2 separate regions of the Homo sapiens genome follow, and region 2 is linked to region 1. A link is an interaction called in ENCODE POLR2A ChIA-PET data of the cell type or tissue named here. Cell type or tissue: OCI-LY7. All regions are shown on one strand. Region 1 overlaps RTN4IP1 (reticulon 4 interacting protein 1). Region 2 overlaps LOC105377927 (a long non-coding RNA gene).

What was found. Peaks named below come from ENCODE experiments on the same cell type or tissue, not always from the same donor. Only the 100,000 strongest peaks of a DNase experiment are listed, where the experiment ranks them.
Region 2: POLR2A ChIA-PET joins it to region 1 with 7 read pairs; 2 of 35 experiments call an interaction of 5 or more read pairs at or near these places.

Annotation. Positions count from the first base shown.
Region 1 is chr6:106,579,463-106,583,462 of GRCh38, reverse strand. RTN4IP1 (reticulon 4 interacting protein 1) reads left to right here. Exons shown (of 9, transcript NM_032730.5): 8 at 43-135. Among named protein-coding and RNA genes, the nearest start is that of RTN4IP1, 48 kb to the left of the region's middle. RefSeq lists a silencer at 1,982-2,182. In OCI-LY7, no CTCF peak of the experiment used is centred here; no DNase peak of the experiment used is centred here.
Region 2 is chr6:106,711,691-106,715,690 of GRCh38, reverse strand. It overlaps LOC105377927 (a long non-coding RNA gene), which reads right to left. Exons shown (of 4, transcript XR_942841.3): 3 at 1,604-1,747. Among named protein-coding and RNA genes, the nearest start is that of LINC02526, 18 kb to the right of the region's middle. In OCI-LY7, no CTCF peak of the experiment used is centred here; DNase peaks (open chromatin) are centred at 230 and 2,078; H3K4me3 peaks cover 823 bases; H3K27ac peaks cover 2,512 bases.

The DNA of each region.
Region 1 (4,000 bases):
ATGTTTTTCTGTATTTGACATGTTTTGTTTTCTTCTTTTTAGCATTTCTGGAAAGGAGTCCATTATCGCTGGGCATTTTTCATGGCCAGTGGCCCATGTTTAGATGACATTGCAGAACTGGTGGATGCGGGAAAGGTACGTGCACCTGGAAACCTGGATTGGAAGCCTTTGTATTTCTACAGCACCTCCTGTAGACCTGCCCACTGAGCCTCGTTAGTAGGGACTCTACAGAGGTAGCCTGCTCACCTGACCTTGTGCTGCCTTACATGGCCAAGTTTACATGCTATGTCTTTGGTTCTGTCTCCATGGGAGGCATAGACACAGACTGCTCCATCTGCACAAGAGCTTCTCTCATCTAGTCAAACCGCCTTGGTTTAGTAGATGAAGAGGCGGGCCCAGGGAGGTTATAGGATTCCCCCAAAGACACTTGGTTAGGTCATAGCACAGCTGTGATCTACATTGGGCTGCTAATATTTTATCAGGTCCCCAGGTCTCCTGATTTCTAGGTGGGTATAATAAAATCAAGGGCAAATAAATAGTCCATCTGAGACAGTCAGTGGCCAGGGCTAGGGTGAGTGAGGATTGATGGGGATTTGGGTGAAGACAACTGGCTGGTGTACTCTGCCTACTAGTGTCTGTCCTGCCGTGGACTCTGTGGGAAAGGGGCTGTTGCTTATCATCTGGTCATCGTTTTTTGGATGTCAAAAGGTCTTTCAGGGATTCTGGGGATTGAAAGCCTCCTCAGCTGCCACCTGCTTATTTGGGTTTTTACATGGTCTAAACCACCTTGACATCCCATCTCTAGAGGAATAACCCAGAAGGTGGTATTCTGGTGCTGATATTTTTTATGTTATTGAGAGATTATATGGACTTATAGGATGGAGAACTTTTAGAGGGTTGTGTGAGATCATAGATAGGGTGATTCTCATTTTACAGGTGAAAAAGCCAACTTGCCAAGAAAAAGGGGCATGCTCAAACTTGCAGAAATGGAACCAAAACTCTTGTGCTTTTCCCTCTCCACCTTTCAGCTGTATTCTTAGTGCTTGAAGCTGATTTGAGACTTCAGCATACATTGTCTTATCTTTGTCACTTTGCAGTGGGCAGGGACTGGAGTTAGAGCAGGCTAGCATTAGCATTGTGTGAACCACTCTGAGACACTTGGACAGAGCCCCTGGAGGTGGGCTTTCTTATTCTGGCCCCTGCTCCTTGCTGGCATATTTCATCTTTCCGTTTCGATTTTGGAAAGGAATATTTTTGGGAACTAATGGCTGCTTTTTATGTATTTAAGGTTTTTCTTCTTTCACAGCCAAGGAACTATATAAGAGGATGGCCTGTTATTATTTCCCAAATATTTGGGTTCCAGGCTTATGTGTCTTTTCATGGACTTCTAAGTTTTGGTGTGTTCTGATAGGGACAGGGGCTCAGTGTTATTGTGACTGTGTAACTCCTCCTTTGTGGGGTTCTCCCACATCCCACAGGAATGCTTATTTTATTTCTAGGAAGAAGAGAATGAAGTATCATCAAGTAAGTGCTTCATGTGGTTGGAACCCTATTATTAGAGAGGTCTTTGTCCTCTAGAAGTCCACGATTGTGCTTGTCCTGCTATCTGCTCCAGGCTGTCCACATGCTTACCACTGCTCTTTTGTATTCAAAATATTGTGACTCTCTCTCTGCCTGGAAATTACTGTTTACCCAACAGAGATGAGAGGTGACTTGTATATATCTACCTATTACATTTGGCAGATAACTGGTAATGGCTAAAATAGGACATGATAAACAACAACAAAAAAAGATGTCCTTGAAGTATTCTCCAAGGAGGTTGAGTGAGCAAATGTGCCTTGTGCTTTGATTCTCCTCTCCTGCACAAGCTGTTTGGGCTTGGGAGTCATTTCTGGCAATGAGGGGTTCTGGGACTGTGAAGTTGGTATGTGGCACTGGATGCCTTGATGAGGCCAGCTCTCTTGTCGTGTCCTTGCTTCTGTGTGGATGTGAGAGGTCATTGCCTTTTTATCCTGGGAAATTAGAAGGAATGACACAGCAGATCTTACTTATGTGTTGTGTGGTTGGTAGAGATTTGTTAAATTGGAGGAGGACATTTAAATTCTTCCAAGCTTTGGCTGAGCGCTTCATGATTCTCATTAGCAGGTAACTGTTAGAAAAGCTACAGTTGTTTTTTGATCGTGAAAAGCTGTGAAACAACAGAGCCAACTCTTTTAAAATACTTGAACTTTGAAAAAATACATTCATAAGGTTCAAAAACCCTAAAGATGGAAAAAGTTATTTCAAGAAGTCTTCTTTTGACTGCTATATCTCAGTCACTGAGATTCTGCTTGTCAGATGCAACCAATATTACTAGTTTCTTGGGTATTCCAAAGATACTCTATCAAAACAGGAAAAATAATTTTTTTCCTCTCTCTCTCTTCTTTCTCTCCTAACAAAATGGATAACATACTGTGCTGCAACCTGCTTTTTTTTTTTTTTTAACAGCATATGTTCAAATTTGTTTTATGTCAGGATATAAAAGCTTTCTCATTCCTTTTTTGTTAACAGCTACATAGTATTTGTATGGGTGTACCATAATTTGTTTAATTTCAGTCTTTTGCAAACAGTGCTTCAGTGGATAACCCAATATTTATGTTTAGTACCTAATTGTATATATAACCATTTCTGTTTATGGAAATGGAATTGCTGAGTCAAAAGAGATATGCATTTATAATTTTGATCGTTTTTTTTTTTTTTTCTTTGAGACAGAGTCTTGCTCTGTCGCCGAGGCTGGAGTGCAGTGGTGTGATCTCAGCTCACTGCAACCTCCACTTCCCGGGTACAAGCGATTCTCCTGCCTCAGCCTCCTGAGTAGCTGGGATTACAGGTGCCCACCACCACACCTGGCTAATTTTTGTATTTTTAGTAGAGATGGGGTTTCGCCCTGTTGGCTGTACTGGTCTTGAACTCCTGACCTCAGATGATCCACCTGCCTTGGCCTCCCAAAGTGCTGGGATTACAGACATGAGCCACTGCACTTAGCCTTTAATAGATATTAAAATAGACAGCTTTTGAAAATCTAGTATATATATTTAGTGTCTGGAATTTATCTTGTGGCCTACCTTCTAGGCCCCTTCTCTCTTTACTTACCCATTATCTTACCCTCTGAACCATTTTACTTCATTAGAGACTTGTTTTTAAGAATGTGAAGAAGGTCTGGTTACTGGTCACTTGTGATTTAAACTATCTTTTTTTTTTTTTTTTTTTGAGACAGAGTCTTGCTCTGTCGCCCAGGCTGGAGTGCAGTGGCGCGATCTCAGCTCACTGCAAGCTCCGCCTCCCGGGTTCACACCATTCTCCTGCCTCAGCCTTCCAAGTAGCTGGGACTACAGGCGCCCGCCACCATGCCCGGCTAATTTTTTGTATCTTTAGTAGAGATGGGGTTTCACCGTGTTAGCCAGGATGGTTTCGATTTCCTGACCTCATGATCCACCCACTTCAGCCTCCCAAAGTGTTGGGATTACAGGCGTGAGCCACTGCGCCCGGCCTAAACTATCTTAATATCTGAGCTGGGCGTGGTGGCTCATGCCTGTGATCCCAGCTACTTAAAAGTTTGAGGTGGGAGGATCGCTTGGGCCCAGGAGTTCAAGACCAGCCTGGGCAACATAGGGCAATCCCATCTCAAGGAAAAAAAAAAAAGAATCTGGATTAATGAGTATTACTGATAGAGTCTAAATTCTGCTTGTTAGCCCTGCATGCCCCAGTAAAAATGGAGAAGCCACCGAGTTAATATCCACAATAATGAGCACTCTCTGTCAATCTGTTAATAGCATTGTCCTTCTACCTTCTTTATGAACAACAACCCTACCTTTGCTTTCTCCCAGTGCAGCACTCAGTAAATGTTTTGGTTTCCTGCCTTTAATGTGCTCACTATTGTCAGGCTCAAAAGTGAAGAGGAGCTGAAATTTCCTAAATATGTGGTGACCTCACAGTCTGTTTTTCCTGGAGATCCAGTCTT
Region 2 (4,000 bases), 130 kb before region 1:
GTTAGATTTTCTTAGTTTTTTTTAGAGACTCTGAATTCATTAAACACACACACACACACACACACACACACACACACACACACACACAAAATGAGAAAACCTGCTGCTCATACAAAACAAATCTGAGGGCAGAGTTTTGAAGACTGGCAGTGAATTCATTGAAAAAAACAAAAACAAAAACACAATGAAAAAACCTGCTGCTCATACAAAACAAATCTGAGGGCTGCAGCAGCTCACAGGATGCCAGTGTGTGACGTCTTTCCTAAGTCTTTTAAAAGAGAATTGACATTTTCATTAGACTTGAAATAGGTAAACAGGACAAAGACTCTGGAGTAGCTGCTTACCCCAGTATGGCAGGCCCTGGCAATGCCTCCCCCAGGGATATAAAAACATGGATTTCGCTGGTTGTGGTGGCTCACCCCTGTAATCCCAACACTCTGGGAGGCCTAGTCGGGTGGATCATCTGAGGTCAGGAGTTTGAGACCAGCCTGGCCAACACGGTGAAATCCCGTCTCTACTAAAAATACAAAAAAATTAGCCAGGCATGGTGGTGCACGCCTATAATCCCAGCTACTCAGGAGGCTGAGGCAGGAGAATCGCTTGTATCTGGGAGGCGAAGGTTGCAGTGACCCAAGATCGCGCAATTGCACTCCAGCCTGGGCAAGAGGAGCGAAACTCTGTCTCAAAAAAAACAAAAACAAAAACAAAATCACACATACATACGGATTTGCCCTTCTTGATGGACACAGTTTGAATAAAATATAGTTGCCATACCCTTTCCATTGCAACTAAACATAAAAATACAAGAATATTCAATAAGTCATACACTATGGGATGAAAAGAGCATGTCATAATTAGCTGATTAACCACTGTCATCCTCTTGTCATATGCTGATACATGAGTAATGTATGTTTGGATTATTGATTGCATCCAAGCTAGGATTCCTTTGTGGCATCAGCAGAAGGACACGGTGACCACAGAGGTCCACCTCAAGTTACTACCTTTTGTGAAGTGATAATGGGGTGCACAGCCAGGTGTAATTCAAGCACATCTTCCTACAGGCAGTGGGTGGTTATGGCTGCACTGCTGTCGCTGTATTGCTTGCAGCCTTAATGGGAATCTTTATTGAAACGGAAATCTAATTCCATTTAGGTTAATAATATGCTCACTCAATCTTCCTTCCCAGAACTAGCCTGATCTTTACACCTTCTGAGGGGAAACTGGCAGTGATTCCTCACTGCAGGTGGATATCTCATCAGATAAAGCAGGGTTAGGAAAAATTTACATTTTTACTCCAAGCCATTTTGGTTGCTTTTTTTCATAATGAAAGTGCAGTAACTCTCTCTTATCTCTGCATGCAGTGGTGGTAAAAATGTGTAGGACCACAGTAGTTGGCATTTGTCTCCCAGATAGGCCAGCCTGAAACTTGGGAGTGGAATGAGCTTGTATTCAAGCTGTTGTTAACCAGGACTGTAGCTATTCATTCCAGCTCTACTCTTTTCATCCAGGCTATTGCATGATCAATGGCTATGGGAATAACTTACAGGGCCAAAAGAGGGTTCTGGGAATGTGATAATTTGGATGCAATTTCTATCTTTCCCACCTCCGACTCCAAAAGTTCTTCCTTCTGGACTCAAACAGCTGCTAACTCCTGTGGATGGCTGGGTGCCAGTGAGGCCTCAGGCTTTGGTGGGTTCCAAGCATACAGAATTGTAAGCTTCCTTCTTCCAGTGGGCTGGGCAGGTGCCTAGAGAATAATGTCAAAGGTGAACAAGGGAAGACAGTCAATCCTGAGTGGAGAGGGGCTGTCAGGGCTAATGTCAACACAAGCCTAGTGTGACTGTGCTGGGTTTTCCTAGCTGAAGGGGCCAAGGAGGAGCTGAATGGGAGACTGAGTCCTCTACCTGGAAGCTGGGGCAGTGTGAGAAGTTTGGGGAGTTTCCTACAGGTGATTAGCAGGGGGCTGGCGGCTTCTACAATTCAGTCTGTGGGGACCTTCTGCCACCCATGGGGCTCCCGCCACTTAGAACACACAAGCCACCAAACCCTGAGACCTATGAGCCCACAGAAAAAAATAACAACCCATTTTAAAAAGGGCCAGCAGCCAGAGAGAGAGGAGAATCAGTTAGAAAAGCAGAACACACTCCCAGCAAGCTAAAGCTTGGAGAGGAGTGTCTGAGTCGGGGAGGGGTGGGGATAGGAGCTTAAATGAGAAAATAGCAACTTTTGGTGGGTGGAAGGAGAGGGAGAAATAAGATTCTAAGGGGCTAATGAGGGGAGGAGAGAGAAAGTAAAATGATCCTAAAGCTCTCATCTTGTTAGAGTGAAGGGATCAGGAGGAAGCAGAAGCATCTCAGTGGGGTAAAAGATGAGTATTGGTGAGGATAATAGTGTCTTGTTTTCAAATGCTGGTAGAGGAGTATGTGTCAGAATGCAACCAGGAAAGAATAATTTGTTCAGGCAAGCTAATATAAAGGAAAGAGAGAAAAAAACACTAAAAATAAATTACAGAAAAAGTAAGCTGGGGTGGGCATGGTGGCTCACGCCTGTAATCTTAGCACTTTGGGAGGCCGAGGCGGGTGGATCACTTGAGGTCAGGAGTTCCAGACCAAACTGGCCAACATGGTGAAACCCTATCTCTACTAAAAATACAAAATTAGCCGGGCGTGGTGGTGCATGCCTATAATCCTAGCTACTCAGGAGGCCGAGGCAGGAGAATCGCTTGAACCCAGGAGGCAGAGGTTGCAGTGAGCCGAGATCATGCTACTGCACTCCAGCCTGGGCGGCAGAGTGAGACCTTGTCTCAATTAAAAAAAAAATTAAAAAAAAAGTAAGTTGTAAGAAATAAAATCAAGTACTATATCAGTCACACACAAAATGTGAAGACTAAATTCTTTCTTTAAAAGACAAACTATTCCACTGGATTAAAAAAGCAAAACCTATTTATATAAGAAACACAATTAAAATATAGTAATAAAAAAGGCTGAAAATCAAAGAGTAGGCAAATGCAAACAAAAAGAAAGAAGTAGAAATGTTAATGCCTAGTGGAATTTTAGAAGAAAAGCACTACAAGGGGTGACTATGTAATGATAATATAAGAAATACTATCATTAAGGAAAATATAACAGTGAAAAGCCTTTAGGTACCAAACAATATAGAAGCCAAACCTAAAGCAAAAACAATCAGAAATGCAACAACAACCCAACAAAACTGTACAATGAAGGTGAGGGACTTCAACATATTCTCTCATAAGTGAACAGGTCTAATAGATAAACAATAATTAAGGACAGAAAGGAATTGACTAATATGATCAATAATATTGACTTAATGGCTATATGTAGACATTATATCCCTCAAATAGAGAGTATCATATTTTGCTGTGTTTATGAAACACGAAAAAGAATAAAAAATTCTGTATTTGATCATAAAGAAAATACATTTTTAAAAAGTGAGATCTAGCAGATCACATGATCACAATTCAATGAATTGAGACACAAATAATGTAATTAAAAGATTCTCAATGACATGGAAATTGAGAAATGTGCTACTAGATAGCAGGTGGATCAAAGAGAAAATTTAAAGGAAAATTACAAACTATAAAGCAAGGAAAAGAATAACTTATACCAAACCTATGGGACACAGTGGAGGTTTACTCAGAGGAACGTTTATAGCTTTATATTTTTTTAAGGAAGAAGATGAGAAATAAAGAAACTAAATATTCATCTTAAGATATTAGAAAAAGAGCAATAACCAAAAGGAAAAGGAAATTAACAAAGATAAAATCTTCATAGAAAGCAAACCAAAAAATATATATAGAGAAAGTATAAATCAAAACATGGCTCTTCAAAAAGACTAATAAGATAGATAAATTCCTCAAAAGCCTGATAAGAAAAAGGAGTAAGAAGAAAAATATGAAAGAATTAGAATGAGAAAGGAGATATCATTCAAATAAAGACTAACAAAATCATCAGAGACTACTATAAGAAACTTGGGGCAACAA